Regions from separate parts of the Homo sapiens genome. Here region 2 is linked to region 1. The links are chromatin loops, found by intact Hi-C in ENCODE. Cell type or tissue: MCF 10A. All regions are shown on one strand. Links, peaks and the distances in the headings refer to the core of each region. The heading gives the core; the rest is flanking DNA.

Region 1 (12,748 bases), core at 2,850-10,849:
ATACACACACACACCATGGAATACTACTCAACCATAAAAAGGAACAAAATAATGGCACAGCAACCTGGATGGAGCTGGAGACCATTATTCTAGATGAATTAAATCAGGAATCGAAAACCAACCATCATATGTTCTCACTTATAAGTGGAGATAAGCTATGAGGACACAAAGGCATAAGAATGATACAACGGACTTTGGGGACATTGAGGGAAGAGAGAGAGGGAAGCAAGGGATATAAGACTACACATTGGGTACAGTGTAGGTTGCTCATGGGATGGGTGTACCAAAATCTCAGAAATCACCACTAAAGAACATATCCATGTAACCAAACACAACCTGTTCCCCAAAAACCTATTGGAATTAAAATAAATAAATAAATAAATAAAAATGTACACTGGAAGAAATAAATAGTTAACCAAATTCTTTCAGCACACACATCTTAGTATAATCTGGGAATAAATCTGACAATTTTTACATCATTTGAGAATGTAGTATAGGGCTCCCATAATGCCTAGTTTCTTGCTATTCCTGTTCTGCATTATACTTTTTCAAGAGTCTGTCCTTCAGTAACAATTTACTGAGAGATACAGAACAGATTGGATTTTAGGTAAAATTATGAAGAAACCCTAATTAATCTTTAATAAAATCTTCTCCCCTCTTCACTTCTGTACAGCTTCACCCAAGGCCTGCATGCACACCTGTATCTTGACTTCTAAAAGAACTCCCATACAATATCTTCCCAGAGGTTTTGCAGGAGAGGACAAATAGTGTGTTTCATATCCTACTAATGATTAAGTCAGTTTTAGTCATTTGAGGTCCATTAAAATAAATGGTATAACCTCACCCCCCATAGGCAAAATTAAAAATTAAAGACTAATATTTAGAAGACAAGAAATAGAAATAATCCAACTGTGTTTAATTATGTGCGGCTTGAATAAATAAATAAAAATAAAAACAAAAAAGAGGAAAATAACTCTTCTTCAATAATTTTCATGAGTAATCCTTTTAAATCAATGTAAATTTTTTTATTTTCTATTTTTTCTTCTTTGAATAAATTACAAATCTGTGCAAAAAAAAAAAAAAAAAAAAAAACACAGTCCCTTCTCAGAGTCAGCATTTATGCATCATGTAGTCAAAGGAGTCATCCCCTAATAGTGAAAGCTATCCCTTCAGTTCTCTCTTTGTTGTGTTATCTAAGGCCTTTTCACAACTTAAATTTAAATGATCTGAAAAATTCAATGTACTAATGTCTATTAAAGAATATTACATTTTACTTTTTATTGGTCATATATTCTACTTCACGATGGAGCAGTGGTGGGGAAGGTGTTTTTTAGTCAGGTACTAGTCCAGGCCAGTCGAGGGAGTTATTTGGAATCAGGAAGACCTTGTAGATTGCCGACCATGCACTGAACCTATATAATGAACCACAGTAGCAGGCAGATATTTTATGGTTCAGCAAATCTCTACCCAAAGCTGACAGGAGCTATGAATCAAAAAGAGGAAATAAGATAAAAAGCAGAAGGAAATTTGGTTTCTACTGGTGCATGATTTTGTTCCTTGAAATATGAGAGGAGTGAATTTGGTAAAATAAATCTGAATTTTGGCCCATCATGTGCCTTTGCCACTAGTCTTTCACTACTGGATGGGCTTGATAATGCTGATAAAAGAGCAAGTTCTTGATTTTTGTTTGACACGCCAGTGGACATCTCTTAGGAGCCCTGCATATTTGAAGAAAGGACGTTCTCTTTGTTTACAATACATTAGAAGGCAGTAACGGTGACTTTTAAGAAGGCTTTGAAGTAGGTTCTTTAAAAAGTAAAAGAAAAACACACAGAAAAATCACAAGAATTTTCAAGACATTTAAGAAAGAAAATATAAATCGTATGGCCTCTCAATCCTGACAGTTTTCTTAAGTAGAATATTATATTTAATTATATATATGTTGACTTAAGGATAAGTATCTATTTAATCTTCTTAATTTCCATCATTTGGTACATTCTGACAGAAGAAAAAATACATTACCTTTGATATATCATACAGTATATTACATCTATGTATGAAGCGTATCAAGTATAATATGCTACAACTGCATTGAGATAATGAATGAAATTTGTTTGTAGTATTTTCTATCAAAGTGGAAAAGAAAAACTAAATATATTGCTTCCTGCAAGAATAAAAATATTTATATATCTAAACATAATAAATTAAACACATTTTATGCATGTAAAAGACAAAAATTTGATTTGAAATATGTTTTGTTGGTTTTAATACTATAGATATATGATTTATAAATACTAATTTTGGAAAGTAAGTTCAATTTACAAAGCAAAATGCAATCTACTCACAGTCATGCACCACTTAACAATGGGGATACGTTCTGAAAAATGTGTCTGCCAATTTGTCTTTGTGCAAACATCATAGAATGCACTTACATAAACCTAGATGGTCTAACCTACTGCACACCTAAACTATATAATATTGCTTCTAGACTACAAACCTATACAGCAGGTTACAGTTTTGAATACTGTAGGCAACTGTAACATAATAGTATTTGTGTATCTAAACATACCTAAATGTAGAAAAAGTACAGTAAAAATACAGTATAAAAGATTACACCTTTATAGTGCACGTACCATGAATGGAGTAACTTTCAAAACTGGAAGTTGCTCTCGGTGAGTCAGTGGGTGAGTGGTGAGTAAATGTGCACACCTAGGATATTATTGTTTACTATTGTACACTTTATTAATACTGTACACTTAGGCTACACTAGATTTACTAAAAAAAATTTTTCTTTCTTCAAAATAAGCAGCTTACTCTAACTTTTGTACTTTATGAACTTTAAATTTTTAACTGTTTGATTCTTTTGTAATCACACGTAGCTTAAAACACAAACATATTGTGAAGCTGTACAAAATATTTTCTTTTTTATATTCTTATCTGATAAGCTTTCTTCTATTTTTAATTTTTAATTGTCTATTTTTTTACTTTTTAAATTTTTTATTAAAAATGAAGACATGAACCCACACATTAGCCTGGCTTACACAGGGTCAGGATCATCAATAACACTGTCTTCTGCCTCCACATCTTGTCCCACTGGAAGGCCTTTGGGGGCAATAATACACATGGAGCTTCCACCTTCTATGATAACAATGTCTTTTTTCTGGAATACCTCCTGAAGGACCTGCCTGGGCTGTTTTACAGTTAACTCTTTTCTAAATAAGGAGTACACTCTAATCATAAAGGTATAGTATAGTATAGTATAGTATTAATAGTAATAAATACATTAACCTGTAATGTAATCGTTTATTATCATTATCAAGTATTGTACACTGTACATAATTGTATGTGCTGTCCTTCTATATGAATAGCAGCACAGTAGGTTTGTTCACACTGACATCACCATAAGTACATGGCAATGTTTTGTACTATGACATTTTGACAGCTACAATGCCACCAGGCAACAGGAATTTTTCAGCTTCATTATAATCTTAAGGAACCACTATCACATATGTGATTTGTCATTGACCCAAACATTATGGGCTGTATGACTGTATTTGCATTTGTTTTAATGACAAGTAAAAACTCTTCAAAAGTAGAATTCTTATTTTAAATATATTTCTATCTTCTTCAGTGCCTAACACAAGCTCTTGCACATGTGATATTTTAGAGTTTTATAGTTGAGCCCTATTTATTTCCTAAAGGATTTGAAGAAACTATCTGTTTTTGATAGAATGATTGTGTCCCTCCAAAATTCATATGTTGAAGCCCTAACTCCCAGTGTGATGGTATTTGGAGATGGGGCCTTCCAGAGGTAATTAGGATGAGATGAGGTCATGACAGTAGAGCCCCCTAGTGCCCTTATAAGAAGAGACACCAGAACTCGCTCTTTCACTCTGTTTCTCTCTCTCTCTCTCTCTCTCTCTGTCTTCTCTCTGTTTCTGCACATGCACAAAGAAAGGGGTCATGTGAGCACACAACCTACAAACCAAGAGGCCTCAGGATGTAATCTGTTTTGTTGGCACCCTGACCTTGGACATTCCAGCCTCCAGAACTACGAGAAATAAATTTCTGTTGTTTAAGCCTCCCAGTCTGTTACGGCAGCCTGAGGTGACTAAAACCTATCAAAATAAAGTGTAATGCAATTCATGATAATTAATATGATAAACAGAATAGGGATCATCAAAGAGATCTGGAGAAACTTAATGTTCTTGGGTACCTGAGATATATTAGTTACTACTGTTTGGGACTGACATTTTCTTCATTTTCTAGCTACTAAGACACAATGGGAAACATGCTGGATTACATAGTATTGATGATTTGAAAAAAAAAAGCAAACATTCTACTCATTTTAAAACTTTGTCTAGAATGATAACACCAAAATATAGAAGCTAGGTGGAAAAGCCTCAGGAGCCAGCCCAAGGGTTATGATTAAATACATCAATCCAATAGAAGGCCTAAGGTGTGGGTGGCATTTGAATAAGAGCCATTAAGTCACCCACAGAAACAAGTTTTCACCCTCTCTCACTTTGAAAAGGTGTCCTATGTCTAGTCGAATAAGCATCAACCTTCACTGTTGGAAAGGTCCAATAGTTCAAAAATAACTTTTACCAATTTTGCTGAAATGCCTAAATGTCCACTTAAGATTGGAGGGAAACTGTCTCCAATAATTTACCATTAAGATGCAGATTAAACTTCTCATTTAATAAATGTCAAAAACTTTTAAAAATGTTTCAGTATGCATGGAAGTTTATTTTATGCAGTGACAACTGATATGAGAAAATATTTGGGAAATTTTTTATAAAAAGAAAATTTAAATGAATGTTGCAATATTCTTTTAGGATTGTGAGCTATGCACTAATTTTGAACACAAAAAAACTTTTTGTCTTGCAGTAAGTAGCCAGTGAACATATTTTTGTTTATTTTAGAATTTTTTTAGAATTATAGAATACAAGTTTTTCATGTTCTGGACATCTATCACCATTTGACTTCGACTAAACTGTAAATGGTATAGGAAATTGGGCTGATTGCTTATTGATATCTGTCATGACATACCCTGAGATTTTCTTTCTTGATTAAACCCTTACTATCACAAAGCTGTCTGCTAACTTGCCTCTTTCTTCTAAAAATTGAGTATGGATACTACAATGGTAGACAGATAACATTGTACATTTATCCAAACCCTTCAAATGTATAATAAATACCAAGAGTGAACCCTAAGGTCAAATATGAACTTTGAGTGATTACAATATGTCAGTGTAGGTTCACCAATTTTAACAAACCACTCTGGTGGGGAATGTTGATGACAGAGGAGGCTATGCACGTGTGGAAGGCAGGGAGTATATGGGAAATCTGTATCTTTCTCTCAACTTTTTTGTGAACCTGAAACTGCTCTACAAAATAAAATGTTCCTAAAAAATGGATAGAGAAAAATGAATTTCAATGTGTGAATGTTTTTGATTAACTATACTCAAATTAATTGGTGTGTTATTGCTTCACGAGAAACAATACATAGGGAAAGAAAAAGGCAGACCCAAAATATTTTTTTAAATTAAAATCAGTGTCCAATTCACAATCATAAACAAATACTGCAATACTCAATTAATTGCCTTCTTTCAAAATTCTTTCCAAAAGTTTCCACAAACTAGTTGTCACTGTATAAAAGAAGTTGCTATATGTACAATGGTAACCATGTTATCCTTCATATTATCTGCATAATGCATGCTTAATTCATTCTTGTGCAAAACATAATTGGAATGTAGCAAAATTTAGCCTCTCCAAAGCATCATTATTATATGAAATGCATACAGTCAAAGCATAGATACTGCCACAGTGGGGGAAAAAAGGAAGAAAATAAAGAGAAAAATAGAATTTGGTTGCTATTATTTGAGGATTGCATGACCACTAAATCCGTCATAAATAGTTTTAAATAAACTGTGTGACTTACAGAATCCTAGCCTTCCTAGTTTGTGTCCCTACTTTATGGCCAAAAGGTGGCACTGTTCCATTTATTATGAGTTTGGCATCTAGTCCATGGTGCTGTAGTCAGTCACTCTGTAATGTTCACTGAAACTAGCAAGGCGTTCATCATTAACCATTCTGCTTCACAGGCCCTGATATCAAAAGGATCATACCAGCAGCTACTCTGACATAACTCATTAAGAAACTGTTGTAAATAAGAATCTTGTAGAAAAGCATAGCGGCAGGTTAAATCAGCTCCCCTACCTTGGAAGGAAACTAAATCCTTGTGGCTGACCTGCTGTTGGGAAGAAATAAATTACTATTTGCATCACAAAGGATGGAGGCATTCCACCAAGCAGGGAGACAGCTACAGTTAAGACTCTGTGGCATTTGATTCACTTTTCTCTCCAAGCCCCATCCAAGCAAGGTGATTTATTCTCATGAGCAATGACTGAAATGTTTACTTATTCACCTGGTCAGGCAGCCAGCCACATGCACATCTTAAACAGCTATGGGAAAATGATTTTAACTGACCTTAGAGGATCCTGATTAAAAGCAAGACAGGTGTCTAACTTTCTGAAACAAATTAGCTAAATGAAAAAAAGAAAAACCTAACTGGAGACTTTACCCAGTGTCTCATCAGCATGCAACAACAGTTCTTTATGGTTTAAATCAAACAAGAAAAAGAAGATCCTAATACAAATGCAGAAGCGATCAGTGAAATGTCCCATCGCCTACTACACAGTCAGCAGCAGGGGATAGAGAAAGGGGTTGTTCAATATCTCTTCTTTTTGGTAGAAACATGATGGCTATGAATGAAGAAGTAAGATGCAGCTCCCTAAGCATTATACTCTACAAAATACTAACAGTATACTAAACATAACAGCATTCCATTTTAACAGCTTGTATTTATGTTAAATTTTTCCCCATCTCATAGATTCATTTTAAGTTTTAAACCTGGCTGTAACAAAGGATGGCAACAGAGTTGTTTACACTGTAAAGATATATTTAATCTTTATTTCTTTGTCAGTAATTACATTCTGAGGTCAAAACACAATGGAATAATTACCTGAGTAACATTAGGCAAAAATGAAAAAAAAAAACAGAATCTGCATTATTTGTATAATAGAATTCTTCAATTTTTCACTTTTTGCTCTGACAGTGGAAATGTGACCTTTTAATGCAATGGTATAGCACAGCTGAAATGGCTCATGTTGTTAGGAATGAAAGAGAGCCCAGTCAAATTCAAATGATGAAATTCTCTAATTACTGAAACATATAGCAGAGCACCTGCCTACTCTCCATCCCTGCCCCAGCACATACAGTACTCTAGTGTATGGCCTTTTGTTGAACACTCAACGCACTTGGTAGCTAGGACGTTGCTTTGGGAACAAAAAGGAGGATGCTTTCTGAAATCACAGGTCAGGAAGCTTGCAATCACATGCATTAGGGAACAGGTAAAAATCTCACTATTATGAAAAGGGGACTTCAGAATTCATTTTTGTTGTAGTGATATTTCATTAAAGATCCACAGAAGCTGGGAAAAAATAAGCTGATGCCCAGTCGGTTTCTGTATTTGAATTAAAACGTGAAAAGCAGCATTTTAGATACTGATGGAAGAAAACAAAGAGGACATAATACATGTGGAGGGGTAGTAGGGGGTGGTAAGAGAAGTTTCATGTAGACACCTACATCCACCCCATCTCAATATCTTACTCCTTTTTTTTTTGTGAACTTGCAGGTATATTGTTTTAATACTGTTGTGTACATATTTTGTTCTGGGAGGTAGTGTGGAACTTTGTTTGTTTGTTTGTTTGTTTTTTTAAACATATTCCTAGTGGTCAAGAAATGTATTCAAGAAATGTATTGGACCTTTTGAGAAGAGAAAGGAGGTGTCAGTAATGGCTACTAGGTACTAATTCAAGAGAAATAAAACAACCAGTTATAGCTTATTTCTCCTCCTTTCCCTTCCTGCTCCTACCAGGAGGCAAACAACGCAAAATAAATAAGTGGGCACTTTTCATACATTGATGGTAGTCATGTAAAGAGAAATGTGCCTGAAATAATAATTCTCACCTAAAAAGTACTGTCTGAAATAACAATAATAAATAACAATACCACATTTCAATCAATTAACTATAGCTTTTATGGCATTGCATATACACGTGTAATTAAGAGCAAGATAAACATGAAAGAGCCCGTCAAGCACTTGTTCTAATTTAATCCCCAACCTCTATATGCTATTCACTACATGCCTTACTAATCCACATTTTGGTATGTATATCTCCTCCCATAAATACATATTTCTCTATATTGCCAGTAAATGGCAATGGTGCTGTATACATAGCAACATTTTAGGAACTTTTTGGTTGCTACTGCTATTAACTCACTTGATTTTTGATATCCAGGATTCCAACTAATTTCTAAAATAAATATGGTGACATAAAAAGTCTTTTACAAAAAAATGAACTTGCCCAAGAAATCATAATCTATTAACTAATTAACTAATAACCCGTTAACTGTTAGTATTAGGTAGAGACGGAAGGATGTGTCCATATCAGAGGTGGTGACCAAAAACACAGTACTAAAAACTGTATGTTTATGATGTTTATGCCAGGTAAAACCAAGATCAATTTCACAACACAGGCAGTTTCTAGAGGATATACAACTAAGTGCACAGCTGTACAATCTGGAAATCTCATGGAAAATTATTCTTGTGAGATTGAGCCATCAAAGGCATGTTATCAAACCTAAGTGGTCGTGATAAGCATACCGCCTTTCAGCCAAATCCAAGTTATATGCAGATCTTTTCATCACAAATTTAAATGGCACACAAATGTGACTGGTGATATAAAATGTGTTGTAACAACTTATTAGTTGAAATTACCATTTAAATCCCTTTAAGACTGAGTTAAATAAAGGAGAAAATCCATACATCCTTTTACTGTGGAAAACATGCTATTACCAAATGTTGGTGGTCTTTGAGAGGGAACGGCAGCAGTGATTACAAAACCATAGAATTTCTGCTGCAGTGTAATGGCTGGAAGATACATTTAACCTAATGCTATTCCAGTCAAGTCAAGGCAACTGTCCCAATAGTTTGCATTTATAAACAGTTAAGATCCATTTTCAGGCAACTTAATGATTTTCATTTCAAATAATTTCTTGAGTACCATAAAAATAAAGGGTTTCATGATGTTGTTTTACCTTTCATTTTACTTTAAGGAAGAACTTTTTTGCCCTTCCTATAATATTTAATTCTTTTTTTTTTCACTCATTAGAACCAGAATTGCAGAATTGCAATCATAGCAGTAGTTAGTAATTGTGGGCAATTTAGACAACACCTACTCTATTTCTACTTCAAGTTAGAAATTATTTGTCCCACTGGTTAGAGTATCGTAATAAGAAGATTTACATCATGGGGCAAATTCTCATATGGGTCAGTCAGTTTCATTTCATATTCTAATTACAGAATGTGCCCCTAATTAGTTGTCTGGCTTGTAACTATGTTCCACAGGTCATAAGACACAAGCAATGAAAATGATTTTGCATACAGCGTCATCCTGCTTCTGACAAAACAACTCAAAGCTGAGTACCTACACACTATAGATTACTGTGATCTCACAATATTAAGAACATAATATTTCTTATTAAAGCACTTGACCACCATAATATACAGGCTTACTTAATTTTATTGCGCTTTGCTTTATTATGCTTCACAGATACTGCTTTTTTAAAAACAGTTGAAAGTTTGTGATAACCCCACATCAAGCAAATCTATATTTCCAACAGCATGTGCTCACTTCATGTCTCTGTGTTACATTTTTGTAATTCTCCCAATATTTCAGGCATTTGCATTACTATTATATCTCTTATGATGACCTATGATCAGTGATATTTGATGTTACTCTTGTAGTTGTTTTGAAATGCCACAAATGGCACCCATTTAAGACAATGAACTTAATAAATGTTGTGTGTATACTGACTGCTCCACTGATTAGCCCTTCCCCCATCTCTCTCCCTCTCCTTGGGCTTTCCTAGTTCTTAAGACTTAACAATATTGAAATTAAACCAACTAATAACCCTACAATGGCCTCCTAGCGTTCACGTGAAAGGAAAAGTAGCATGTCTCTCACTTGAAATCAAAAGCTAGAAATGATTGGGCCAGGCGCGGTGGCTCACGCCTGTAATCCCAGCACTTTTGGAGGCCGAGGTGGATCACGAGGTCAGGAGATCGAGACCATCCTGGCTAACACGGTGAAACCCCGGCTCTACTAAAAATACAAAAAATTAGCCAGGCGTGGTGGCGGGCGCCTGTAGTCCCCGCTACTCAGAAGGCTGAGGCAGGAGAATGGCGTGAACCCGGGAGGCGGAGGTTGCAGTGAGCCTAGATCGCGCCACTGCACTCCAGCATGGGCGACAGAGCAAGACTCCGTCTCAAAACAAACAAACAAAAAGCTAGAAATGATTAAGCTTAGTGAAGAAGGCATGTTGGAAGCTGAGATAGGTGGAAAGTTAGGCATCCTACCCCAAACCCTTAGCTAACTTGTCAATGCAAAGGAAGAGTTCTTGAAGGAAATTAAAGGTACTCCTGTAGTGAACACATGAATGACAAAAAGGTGAAACACTCTGATTGCTATTATGGAGAAAGTTGTATTGGTCTGGCTAGAAGATCAAACCAGCCACAACACTCCCTTAAGCCAAAGCCTAATCCAGAGCAAGGCCCTATCTCTCTTCAATTCTGTGAAGGCCGAGAGAGGTGAAGAAGCTTCACATGAAAAGTTGGAAGCTAAGAGAAATTGGTTCATAAGGTTCAAGGAAAGAACAGACACACATAGGCTCAAAATAAAGGGATGGAGGAAGATCTACCAAGCAAAAGGAAAGCAAAAAAAAAAAAAAAAAAAAAAAAGCAGGGGTTGCAATCCTAGTCGCTGATAAAACAGACTTTCAACCAACAAAGATCAAGAGACAAAGAAGGCCATTACATAATGGTAAAGGGATCAATTCAACAAGAAGAGCTAACGATCCTAAATATATATGCACCCAATACAGGAGCACCCAGATTCATAAAGCAAGTCCTTAGAGACCTACAAAGAGACTTAGACTCCCACACAATAATAATGGGAGACTTTAACAACCCACTGTCAATATTAGACAGATCAACAATACAGAAGGTTAACAAGGATATCCAGGACCTGAACTCAGCTCTGCAACAAGCAGACCTAATAGACATCTACAGAGCTCTCCACCCCAAATCAACAGAATATACATTCTTCTCAGCACCACATCACACTTATTCTAAAATTGACCACATAATTGGAAGTAAAGCACTCCTCAGCCAATGTAAAAGAACAGATATATAGATCAATGGAACAGTGCAGAGGCCTCAGAAATAATGACACACATCTACAACCATCTGATCTTTGACAAACCTGACTAAAACAAGAAATGGGTAAAGGATTCCCCATTTAATAAATGGTGCTGGGAAAAATAGCTAGCCATATGTAGAAAGCTGAAACTGGATCCCTTCCTTACACCTCATACAAAAATTAACTCGAGATGGATTAAAGACTTAAATGTTAGACCTAAAACCATAAAAACCCTAGAAGAAAACCATTCAGGACATAGGCATGGGCGAGGACCTCATGACTAAAAAAACCAAAAGCAATGGCAACAAAATCCAAAATAGACAAATGGGATGTAATTAAACTAAAGAGCTTCTGCAGAGCAAAAGAAACTCCCATCAGAGTGAACAGGCAACCTACAGAATGGGAGAAAATTTTTGCAATCTACTCATCTGACAAAGAGCTAATATCCAGAATCTACAATGAACTCAAACAAATTTACAAGAAAAAAAACAAACAACTCCATCAAAAAGTGGGCAAAGTATATGAACAGACACTTCTCAAAAGAAGACATTTATGCAGCCAAAAGACACATGAAAAAAATGCTCATTATCACTGGCCATCAGAGAAATGCAAACCAAAACCACAATGAGATACCATCTCACGCCAGTTAGAATGGTGATCATTAAAAAGTCAGGAAACAACAGATGCTGGAGAGGATGTGGAGAAATAGGAATGCTTTTACACTGTTGGTGGGAGTGTAAATTAGTCCAACCATTGTGGAAGACAGTGTGTCGATTCCTCAAGGATCTAGAACTAGAATTACCATTTGACCCAGCCATCCCCTTACTGGGTATATATCCAAAGGATTATAAATCATGCTACTATAAAGACACATGCACACATGTGTTTATTGTGGCACTATTCACAATAGCAAAGACTTGGAACCAACTCAAATGTCCATCAGCAATAGACTGGATTAAGAAAATGTGGCACATATACACCATGGAATACTATGCGGCCATGAAAAAGGATGAGTTCATGTCCTTTGCAGGGACGTGGATGAAGCTGGAAACCATCATTCTCAGCAAACTATCACAAGGACAGAAAACCAAATACCGCATGTTCTCACTCATAGGTGGGAATTGAACAATGAGATCACTTGGACACAGGCTGGGGAACATCGCACACCGGGGCCTGTTGGCGGGTGGGGGGTTGGGGAGGGATAGCATTAGGAGAAATACCTAATGTAAATGATGAGTTGATGGGTGCAGCAAACCAACATGGCACATGTATACCTATGTATCAAACCTGCACATTGTGGACATGTACCCTAGAACTTAACGTATAATAATAATAATAATAAAATACTTTGAATAAAGCTATAGCTGTCTCTGCTAGATCTGGGCCAAGTACACTGAAAATCTTTTAGAAAGGATTCACCA
Region 2 (12,748 bases), core at 2,306-10,305, 260 kb before region 1:
ATAGTGCTGCAATAAACATACGTGTGCATGTGTCTTTATAGCAGCATGATTTATAGTCCTTTGGGTATATACCCAGTAATGGGATGGCTGGGTCAAATGGTATTTCTAGTTCTAGGTCCTTGAGGAATCGCCACACTGACTTCCACAATGGTTGAACCAGTTTACAGTCCCACCATGTAAAAGTGTTCCTATTTCTCCACATCCTCTCCAGCACCTGTTGTTTCCTGATTTTTTAATGATCACCATTCTAACTGGTGTGAGATGGTATCTCATTGTGGTTTTGATTTGCATTTCTCTGATGGCCAGTGATGATGAGCATTTTTTCATGTGTCTGTTGGCTGCATAAATGTCTTCTTTTGAGAAATGTCTGTTCATATCCTTCACCCACTTTTTGATGGGGTTGTTTTTTTCTTGTAAATTTGTTTGAGTTCTTTGTAGATTCTGGATATTAGCCCTTTGTCAGAGGGATACATTGCAAAAATTTTCTCCCATTCTGTAGGCTGCCTGTTCACTCTGATGGTAGGGGCCTGTGGTGGGGTGAGGGGTGGGGGGAGGGATAGCATTAGGAGATATACCTAATGTAAACGATGAGTTAATGTGTGCAGCACACCAACATGGCACATGTATACATATGTAACAAACCTGCACGTTGTGCACACGTACCATAGAACTTAAAGTATAATAAAAATTAAATAAATAAATAAATAAATAAGACTGAAATCTGGCAGCGGTGCTAGGAGTCTCCTGGACGCAGTGCCAGGAAGTGGCTGCGGCACAGCGCGTAGCGTGCCTTAGCAGCAGCAGCAGTATTGGAGGCACACCCTCGCCATCACAGCCCCTGCGATGGTGCAGCCACCCTCGCTCCTTCTCCTCTTCCTCCCTTCGCTGGCACCATGTCTGATCAGCTGACCGAAGAACAGATTGCTGAATTCAGGGAAGCTTTCTCTATTGGATAAAGATGGCGATGGCACCATCACAACAAAGGAACCTGGAACTGTCATGAGGTCACTGGGTCAGAAGCCGAATTACGGGATATGATCAACGAAGTGGATGCCAATGGTAACGACACCATTGACTTCCCCGAATTTTTGGCTATGATAGCTAGAAAAATGAAAGATACAGATAGTAAAGAAGAAATCCATGAGGCATTCTGAGTCTTTGACAAGGGTGGCAATGGTTACATCAGTGCAGCAGAACTATGTCACGTCATGACAAACAGGAGAAAAACTAACAGATGAAGAAGTAGATGAAATGATCAGAGAAGCAGATATTGATAGAGGCTAACAAGTCAACTATGAAGAATTCATACAGATGACTGCAAAATGAAGACCTATTTTCAACTCCTTTTTCTCCCTTCTAGAAAAATCAAATTGAATCTTTTACTTACCTCTTATAAAAAAAATAGAAAAAAGAAAAAAGTTCATTTATTTATTTCTACATAGCAAAACTGAATGTCAGAAGTACCTTCTGACCACACAAAAAGTCTGTATGTATTGGTTGATGGTCCTGCCCCCTGAAGATCAAGCTACACATCAGTTTTACAATATAAATACTTGTACTACCTTAATGAAAAGGACTCCTTAAAGTGCCATTTGCTAATGATTAATACACTGTTCGGGGTGGCCAGTTTTTTATGTATGCAAATTGACGATTGAGCACAGTCAGGCATTTGTATTAAAAACGAAAAATGGAAAAACAAATTCAAAACCTATTCAAATGTGTTCTAGTTCAATTTGTTCAGTATAAATTGTCATAGCTGGTTTACTGAAAACAAACACATTTAAAATTCGTTTACCTCAGGATGACATGCAGAAAAATGGGTGAAGGATAAACCATGAGACATGGCCTCACTAGTAGGATTGGCCTCTTTTACTTCATGTACTCTGACCCATGGTGACAATGACACACCCTGGTGGCATGCCCATGTATGTTTGTTTAGCATTGTCTGCATTGTTCTAGAGTGAAACAGGTGTCAGGTTGTCACTGTCCACACAAAATTTTAATAGGAAACCTTTACCAATGGAGCATTTTTGGACTCTCTCTTTTTAAAACCTTCTGAACCATAACTTGGAGCCTGCAGAATAGGCTGTGGCTGTAGACTTCAGCACAACCGTCAACATTGCTGTTCAAGAAATTACAATTTACATCCATTCCAAGTTGTAAATGATAGTATTTTTTTCCAATTAAAAACACCCTTAAGTTAAAAGTAAAGACTGAAATCATACAGTGTCTTCTTTCTGATGATAGTAAAATTAAGCTAGATACTAATAATGCAAAATTTAAAAACTCATATTTTTGAAAATTAAAAGCATTTACTTTTATTAATCCTCAAATCAAAAATCCCATGATATATTTTAGAAAATTTTTGAAACAAAAGAATATAAAATGTAATGTTTGAATATATGCAGGATGCAGTAAAAACTCTGCTGAGAAAAGACGCAAGATTAAAAGGAAACATTAAATATGAATGACGTAGGACATAAATATGAGACCGATGGACACTGTGGACTACCGAAGGGAGAAGAGAGTTGAGTGGGTTAAAAAAGCTACCTGTTGGATTTTCTGCTCGTTACCAGGGTGACGGGATCCATAAGCCAAACCACAGCATCATGCAATGGTCCCATGGCATAACCCTACACATGTACCCCCTGTACATAAAATAGAAGTTGAAGTTTTAAAAAATGATGTAAGCTTCCACCTCATGCAGTTAAAAAATAACAGCAAATTAACTCCCCCAAAAAAGTAGAAAGAGGAATTAATAAAATTATGTATCAGTTAGGGTTCCCTAGAGGGACAGAACTAATAGGATATATATACATATATATATATATGTGTGAGTTTATTTCATGATCACATGGTCCCACAATAGGCTGTGTGCAAGCTGAGGAGCAAGGAGAGCCAGTCCGCATCTCAAAGCTGAGAAACTTGGAGTCTGATGTTTGAGGGCAGGAAGCATCCAGCACAGGAGAAAGATGTAGGCTGGGAGGCTAGGCCAGTCTCATCTTTTCACGTTTTTCTGCCTGCTTTATACTCGCTGGCAGCTGATTAGATTGTGCCCACCAGATTAAGGGTGGGTCTGCCTTCTTCAGCTCAGTGACTCAAGTGTTAATCTCTTTGGCAACACCCTCACAGACACACGCAGGATCAGTAATTTGCATCCTTCAATCCAATCGAGTTGACACTCAGTATTAACCATCACGAAATGTAATCAAAATCGATGAAATAGTAAATAAAATAGAGAAAATCAATAAAGACATAATTTAGTTCATTGAAAATATGAATAAAATTGATAAACTCCTAACAAGCCAAATCAAGGTGAAAAAAGGGAAAGAGATGTTATAATGTATTGAATCATGAAATAAAAAGAGGCAGCATTACCAATCACAGAAACATTAAAAGATAATAAAAGAGAATTATGAAAAATATTTTGCAAATAAAATTGAGTGATATAGAAAAAAATCATCGAAAAACATACCTTGTTAAAGCTGACATAAGAAAATAGGACATGTAAATAGTCATATCTATTAAATTAAATTCTTAATTAAAATCTTCCCACAAAGAAAACTCAAGCCTCAGATGGCTTCACTGGAAACTTTTTCCATATTTTAATGAAGAAATTACTCCTATATTACGTACAATTCCAATAAAAAGAAAAAGAAAAGAAAAGGAAACACTCTCCACTGATTTTATGAGCCAGATAATGTCTATTTAAATCTGATAAGGACGTTTGAAAAGAGGGGAGAAATACAAGTCAATGTATCTCATAAACTTAGATGCAAAATTCATAAAAAGATATTATTAAATAAAATTTAGAAATATATAAATAGGTTAATATTAATACCCAAATATCTAAATGTGAAGTATTTGAGGAATACAATATTTGTCTTTTTATGTTGTATTTTATTTATAACTAAATCATCGTACATGTTTATGGGATACACTGTGATGTTTCAATACAGGTATACATAGTGTAACGATCAAATCAGAGTAATTAGCTCATTGATCACTTTAAACATTTTTCAAATTTGGAATAACACTCGAAATCCTCTCTTCTAGTTATCTTGAAATATACAATTAATTATTAGCTATAGTCACCCTTTTGTATAATAGAGCACCAGAATTTAGTCTTCCTTCCCTGAGATAAACGTTTTCAGATTCCACATATAAGTAAGATCACATGGTATTTGTCTTTCTGTGTCTGGCTTATTTCACTTGGCATAATGTCCTCTAGTTTCATCCACATTGCTTCAAATTACAGGATTTTATTATATTCTATGGCTAAATCATATTTGATTGTTATATATATTATGTACACATATAAACAATGGTATATGAAACAATGTTATATATAAGCAATGTTACACATATAAAACAATATATGTGTATATATACATATGTGTGTGTGTATATATGTATATATCATCTTTTTTATTCATTTATTTGTAGATAGGCACTTAAGTTGATTTCATTTCTTGGCTATTGTGAATAGTGTTGCAATAAACATGAGAATGCAGGTATCTCTTTAACATGCTGATTTCATTACTTTTAGATATATACCAAATATTAGGACTGCTGCATAATATGGCAGTTCTACTTTTTGCTTTCTGAGAAGTCTCCAAACTGTTTTTTTAAATGGCTATACTAATTTACAGTTGCATATAGATCTTATTCCAGATCTTAGAATAAAAGCTTTTAACTTTTCATGATTCAGTAAAATATTAGCTGTGAGTTTGCCATATATGGCTTTTATTTTGTTGAGATATATTCCTTCTATACCCAATTTGTTGGTAGTTTTTATCATAAAAGAATGCCAAATTTTAACAGATGCCTTTCAGCAGTTATTGAAATAATCGTATGGCTCTTGTCCTTGATTCTGTTAATGTGATGTACCATGTTTATTGATTTGTGTATGTTGAAGCATCCTTGCATCCCTGGGGTGAATCCCACTTGATCATGGTAAACGGTCTTTTAAAAGTGTTGTTGAATTTGGTTTGCTAGTATTTTGTTGAGTATTTTTGCATCTATGTTCATTAGATAGATTACCCTGTAGGTTTCTATTTTTTTATTGTGTCCTTATCTGGTATTGGTACCAAGGTAATGCTGTCTTTGTAAAATAAGTTTGGAAGTATTTCCTCCTCTTTAATTTTTTTGGAATAGTTCGAGTATAATTGGTATTAGTCCTTCTTTAAATGTTTGGTAGAATTCAGTAGTGAAAATGTTAGCCCTCGAGCTTTCTTTTGATAGAATATATTTTATTACTGCTTCAATTGTGTTACTTATTATTGGTCTGTTCAGGTTTTCTATTTTTTCCTGACTCAATCTTGACTGGTTGGATGTACCCAGGAATGTTTTAAATTCATTTTTAATGTTTAAATTGATTTGTTGGTTGTTCATGCATGTGTTAATTTTCATGTATTTGTACAGTTTCTGAAGTTCTTCCTGTTATTTATTTCTTGTTTTATTCCATTGTGGTCAAAAAAGATACTAAAGAAAATTTTGATTTTTTAAAATGTGTTAAAACTTGTTTTCTGGTCTAACATATGATCTATCCTGGACAGTGTTCCATGTGTTGTTGAGAAAAAATGTATATTCTACAGCTGTTGGATGGAATATTCTCTAAATGTCTGTTAGGTCTATTTCATTTAGAGTGCAGTTTAACTCTGATATATTTTCTTTCTATTTTTCATCTGGATGATATGTCCATTGCTGAAAGTGGAGTGCTGATGTTCCTTACTATTATTGTACTGCCATTAACTCCCTTTAACTCTATTAATGTTTGCTTTATAAATTTAGGTGCGCCAGTGTTGGATGCATACATATTTTTAATTGTCATATCCTCTTGCTGTATTGACCACTTAATCATTACATAATGACCTTATTTGTCTTTCTTACCATGATTGATTTAATGTCTATTTTATTGATACTAGTCTAGATACTCTTGCTCTTTTTATGCTCATTTGCATAAAGTATCTTTTTCCATTTTTTTTTTTACTTTTAGTTCATGTGTGTCTTTATAGGTCAAGTGAGTTTCTTGTAGGCAGCATATAATTGGGTTTTATTCATTATTATTCAACCACTATATGTCTTTTAATTGGAGAATTAACCTATTTACATTTAATGTTACTATTGATAGGTAAAGTCTTACTACTGCTATTTTGTTATTTGTTTTCTGGTTGTTTTGTACATCTCTTTTTTCTTTCTTCCTCTCTTACTGCCTTCCTTTGTGGTTAATTGCTTTCCTCTAGTAGTATTTTTTGGTTCCTTGCTTTGTATTTTCAGCATATCTATTATAGACTTTTGCTTTATGGCTACCATGATGCCTAATAAAAATATAGTTACAACAAGTTGTTCTAAAATGCTAACAACTTAACTTTGATCACAAATAAAAGATGCAAACAAAAAACTGTACATTTTACCTTTAATACTTTCACATTTTGATGTTAGATATTTCTATTTACATCTTTTTTAATTGTCTTCTTTAACAAATTGTTGCAAGCATTAATCTTTTTAATAGTTTTGTCTTTTAGTCTTTTTGTAAAAATTTTGTAAACACCTAGGCTCAATCAATCCATTCATCTCATCCTCCGAAAGTGCTGGGATTACTTCATTCTTTATTTTTCTTTTATCTCTTCTGACAGTATTTTCAAATGGCCTGTCTTTGAGATTACTGATTATTCTGCTTGGTCAATTCCTTTGTAGAGACCCTTTCATGCATTTTTTTATTTTATTTTTTTTTACTGTATTTTTCAGCTTTAGGATTTCAGTTTCATTTTTTTTATTTCAATCTCTCTTTTAAAGTTATCTGATATGTTCTGTATTATTTCTCTGTGTTTTCTTGAAGTTTGTTATTTCAAAATGCATATTTTAAATTCCCTATCTAAGATACCTAAGAGATCACATACCTCCATCTCTCTAGATTTGGTCACTTGTGCCTAATTTATTCTGTTTAGTGAGGTTATATTTCTGTGAATATTCTGGATGCTTCTTGACACATATTGATACTTGGGCATTGAATAATAATTAGGTGTTTACTACAGTCTTCTCAGTCTGACCATGTTTATACTTGTCCTTTTTCAGAGGGCCTTTTAGGAATTCATAGGGAACTAATTGTGTTCCCTAAGCCTGTGGTCACTGCAGCCATTTCAGCACTAGAGGACACCCTATGCCTAAGTTTGCCATTCTGGCACTAAAATTCATTTGCACTGAGCCACTTAAATCAGCTGGTGATGATGTGGGCAGGGACTCAAGTCCATTCTGCTTGGGTGACAGATTCCCTTCTGACATTGAGGCAGGTCTAGAAGCTCTTTTCATGATCACCACTCTGAAATCAGGGATGATGGGGTTTCTACCCAGTGCTGTGTTTTACTGTGGCATACCTGGCACTGGCTTCCAAGGCACAGTCTCAGGCACACTTCCTTCTCCCTCCTCCAATTGGATGGTGTTTCTTTTCATTATGCCTGGTGTTCAGGGAGCATTGATGCAGGCAATGCAAGATTGTCCTTCCTACACTCTTCAATGCATCTTTTTTGTTATTATGCTAAAATCAGGTACTGTGATCTTTCACCTGTTTTTCTTAGCTGTTGGGAAGGTATTGTCTTGCATTAAAAGCCATTCAAATTGATGTTTCTTCAGGGGGTCAATCACTGGAGGATCCTATTGCACCATCGAGCTCTGCTTCACTTCTACAATGTTTAAAAGAAAATCAATCAATGTAATTCCCCGTATTGATAAAATAAAGATGAAAATAATTACAAACAATACAATAAAAATATTGAATTTAATCCTTGTTCGTAATTTTTAGTCTGATAAAGGGCATCTATATAAAACCTATGGCAAGGATCATACTTAAAAGTGAAATATTGAAAATGCTCTTCTTGAAATTAGGTATGAGGCAAAAATATCTGTTATCATCATATCTAGACAACATTATACTGGAGATTCTAGCCAGTATATAAATTAGAAAGGCTGATACAGGTTGAGTATACCTTATCAAAAATGCTTGAAACCAGTGTTTCAAATTTCAGATTTTTTTAAATTTTAGAATATTTGCATTATACTTACTGATTGAACATCCCTAATCTGAAAATTTGAAAACTGAGATACTCCAATGAATATCTCCTTTGAGTGTCACATCGACACTAAAAAATTTTTCAGGTTTTACCATGGTTATGGATTAGGATGCTCAATATTTAAAATATACTAGCTGTTCTTTAATTAATCTAATATTCAATGAAATTTGATTCAAAATTCCAGCACCTAGTTTTATGTTAAATGATCAGCTGATTCTAATATTTATATGGTAATACAAATGGCCAAGAACAGCTAAGATCCTCTTGAAAAAGAATACATCTGGGTTGCTTAAACCACCAAATAGACTGAAATGGGAGATTTGGGTGGCATACCACACGACCTATTACAAATATTATACTAAATGGTGAAACGCTAAAATCATTTTCATTAAAACCAAGAACAAGACAGAGTTTGTGTTGTCAACATTATTGAAGATTTGAGTATTTTAAGAGTATTTAAAAAATTCTAGCTAATATATTAGGTTGCCATTACTTTCAATGGTAAAGACCACGATTACTTTTGCACCAACCCAATAGGATTAAAAACCTCTTGATAAATAATAGAATATAAGAAAACATCGTTACTGGTAAATTATATGGTTACACACTTTTAAAAAAGTGTAACTCAAGGAAAAGAGTTATTGGAATTAAGATAATTTGATAGATTAATGGATAAAAAGAAACATAAAAACAAGAACTTTTCTCCATGCTGTCAATAATCAACTAAAATGATGTTAGTATTATGCTGCCTACAAGCATGATTAAGGTTATAAAATACATACAAATATATTTCATAGGAAAAAATACATTTACAATCCATTTAAAAGTTGAAAGAAATACAAAATAAGACGTAAAATATGGGGAGGTATATGTTCATATGTGGAACTATTTATTAGCACAAAATGTCAATCTTTTCAAAATTTATGTATTTAATTCTATTCAAATTGAAATCCCAATAGTTGTTTTTAATTTTATTTATAGATGCCAAATTGAGGTTCCTATAAAAGAATAAATTTCCTATAAAAGAATAAATTGGAATAATCAAGAAAAGTATGTATAAATATTTATATATTAATCTGTAAGTATATGTGATACATATGTGTATTCAATGTAAATGTAAATATAGTATATATTTTATATGTATATAGCTATGCATTTATATCACATGTACATACACATACGAAACCTTCATAATTGAAGAAGTATACTGGTGACATAGGACTAGACACATGAGATTTGTCTTTCCTTGCCTGGCTTATTTCACTTAACATAATGACTTCCAGTCCCATCCACGTTGCTGCAAATGACAGTATTTTATTCTTTGTATGGCTGAATAATTTTCCATTGTGTGTATATAACACATTTTCTTTAACCATTCATGCAATGATGAACACTTAGGTTGAATTAGTATGATTTACCAAACATTTTGAATAAAAAAAAAGACTCTTCTGTAATATAATTAAAAAATAAATTCCAGAAAAATGTCATGTGTGTGGATGTGTGTTTATAAAACATAAAATTTAAGTCGACGTTTTTATAATCTTAGGGTTGAGAAGTTCTTCCTAAATAAGACAGAAATACCAGAAGACATAAAAAAAGAAAAGATACACACACCTAAATGCGTGTAGTGCATATAATGCACAATGGTTTAATTTCCCTAATATATAAATTTCCTATATATTATTAAGAAAAATAAAGACCAAATATAAAAAGGGCTAAGCCTATGCATTGATAGAAAAAACATAACTGTCTTATATATAACAATATATAACTGGTGTGTGTGTGTGTGTGTGTGTGTGCGTGAATACAGAGTAACTCACTAATAGCCAGGTAAGTACAAATGAAAACAACTGTAAGAATCATATTTTATTCATCACATTAGTAAATTCAGGAAATCAATGTCATTTATTCTGGCATGGAAATTGGGAAATAATTACACTTAACATATTGCTTTCAGAAGATATAAATTACTTTAATTTTTTTTAAGATCCTGGCAATATCTCCCAAAGCTTATATACCATTTACCCCTAATAAATAAAAGCATATAATTATATGTGTACAAACATGTTTACTTTAACAGTGTATATAATGCCAAAAAAAGGAAATCAATATGTGTTCATTAGCCAAAGAGTCATTCAACTGTGGAATGTCCATATTATTAAAATAAATGTTTGGGCGGGCGTGGTGGCTCACGCCTGTAATCCCCACACTTTGGGAGGCCAAGGCAGGTGGATCACGAGGTCAGGAGATCGAGACCAATCCTGGCTAATATAGTGAAACCCTGTCTCTACAAAAATACAAAAAATTAGCCGGGCGTGGTGGCGGGTGCCTGTAATCCCAGCTACTCGGGAGGCTGAGGCAGGAGAATGGCGTGAACCTGGGAGGTGGAGCTTGCATTGAGCCGAAATTGCGCCACTGCACTCCAGCCTGGGTGACAGAGCGAGACTCCATCTCAAAAAATAAAATAAAATAAATGTCTTAGACCTAATCTAGTGTTCTGGGGAAATATTGATAATGTATTGTACAGTGAGAAAAGCAAATTACAGAATAATGTATTTGTTATGATTATGTTTTTTAAAATATAGAAGCACAAAATCTCATGCAGGTATAATTGCATATTGCTTGTATGAACATGAAGAACTGCTTGGAGAGAAGATGAGAAAGACTGTTGACATACATTTCCTGTATTATTGCATTGTTTTGCAAGTTTCAATGAGCACATATTACTGTTGTGCTTAATATAAATTAATAAAGGGAGTAAAACCTAAAAGTCATTGCCCTATGTGAAAGACTGCACTGCTAGTTTTGAGTTCCTGCTGCTTTAAGATTCATTCAGTGATGCAGCAGTCTGTCTAAAATGTCTACATTCTAAAATAACATTGCAGCACTTTACCTCCACAGTTACTGTGAGAGTTGATACTTCGTTAGACACTACCACAAGCAACTTGTGAAACTGAAAATACATAAAGTTCTGGGTTATGGAAATTCAACAAATGTGCAATTTCAAGAAGAAATTTTCTATTTTTTTCTTACCAATATAATTATTTAGTTTCAACGCCTTTAAAAATTGCAAGGAGTTTTTTAAATACTTAGAATTTCAAAAAAAATTCATTTACCTCTTATCATTAAATACCTGTTTTCTCATTTTGAAATAGAATCTTAGTAATTCATGTGTCTTAAAAATAAGATCCCCTATACAAATTATGCATAATATAATCAAATAACTTTTATATTGAGTAATATAAATATGATAATTCTGTTTCTTTAGTATTAGAAATATAGATATTGCTTTAAATAAGATGGTTGCTTCAATATTTACTGCAGATCAGAAAATTAATAAGCATGTAGAATAGCTGTATTGGTGTTAAATACTTTCATGAACTCGAGTCAACACTTCAAAAATTTCAATAATCTCATAGGAACTAAGTTTTTTGAGTATATGATATAAATATGCATAACAATCTAGATAAAAAGATAAAATATAATGTACACCAAAATCAAACGTGAGTTTGTGTCAATAACTCACATTACGAAGCTGACAATTAGGTTTTGACAGAGTACTTAAGCGTTCAAATTAAGAAGCATGATCAATTCATGATGATTCATCACTTCTGGAAGAGATATTTAAGATTTTAAAAGGCTTATTTTAAAGGACCACCCTGTTTCAGAAGATAAATTTAAAACTTTCTTGGATTTTATTATTATAATGACAGAAACACTTTAATAGATTTCATTAATCAATATAATTTTATGGTTGATTATATAGTTTTGAAAATCAAGGCTAATTTTATTTGTAATTAGATCCAAAAAACTCTACTTTTTTCTCTACATTCATTCAAATAAGATCATTATCAAGCTTCATGATTATCACTCAGCTTTAAAAGAAAGGTGCACAGCTCCTGATTTCTCAAAAGTCATTGGACAATTTCATCCATTCAACAAATATTTATTGAGCTTCAAATATGCACTGGGTGGTATATGAGAATTGCTAGAAATAAGAAACATTTATTTTCTTTAAAAGTATAGTATTTATTCTGAAGATGAAGAGGCTCCCCACAGAAATCTGCCAGAGTTGCAAAGCTAGTAAACATCTAAATGTACACAAACCTAATAAAGCAGTTGATATAAACCATGAGAAATCTTTATCTTGGCTTATTTGAATAGCATCCCAGTAATTCCAAAGTGACCTAACCATCCAACTCTTTAATCCAACCACATAGATTCAAAAACTCACATGGCTTCCTAGGAAGAATTTCTACTCCCTACTATCTAAAGGATTTAAAGACCTGATTGGGCTCTGGCTACACTACAACACAGTCAGACTGACTAACTGGATCAAAAAGAGACCCTAAAGCCAGAAGGGGTGTAACCAAAGGCCTGCAACATGATCCCACACATTGGAGTGTGCTTTACAAGAAGCGATTTTTTTCAAAGCCTTTATATATCAAGGGATCTGCTCATCCTAGTAAATAAGCTCAGATATCAGCCTATCATTTGTTGCCTGTCTTAATAATTCAGTGTCAGTGTTGATACATAGCATGCCAGAGTATAACAGACTGTTATCTATGTCTGATAAAATTTTCTTCAAACCATAAAGATTGTACAAGATGCAAGATTCATGTACAATTGAATCTGTACACTGGCAAACTGAAGAGCATGAAATGATCCCTCTCCACCTC

The links. Peaks named below come from ENCODE experiments on the same cell type or tissue, not always from the same donor. Only the 100,000 strongest peaks of a DNase experiment are listed, where the experiment ranks them.
Region 2: it touches region 1 in a loop (14-fold over the local background); 4 of 110 quality-filtered maps call a loop at or near these places.

What each region holds. Positions count from the first base shown.
Region 1 is chrX:95,759,070-95,771,817 of GRCh38, forward strand. No RefSeq gene overlaps it. Among named protein-coding and RNA genes, the nearest start is that of MIR548M, 700 kb to the left of the region's middle. In MCF 10A, for the core only: CTCF peaks have their summits at 3,859 (motif pointing left) and 5,962 (motif pointing right); a DNase peak (open chromatin) is centred at 6,002.
Region 2 is chrX:95,498,711-95,511,458 of GRCh38, forward strand. It overlaps the pseudogene CALM1P1. Among named protein-coding and RNA genes, the nearest start is that of MIR548M, 440 kb to the left of the region's middle. In MCF 10A, for the core only: a CTCF peak has its summit at 7,185; no DNase peak of the experiment used is centred there.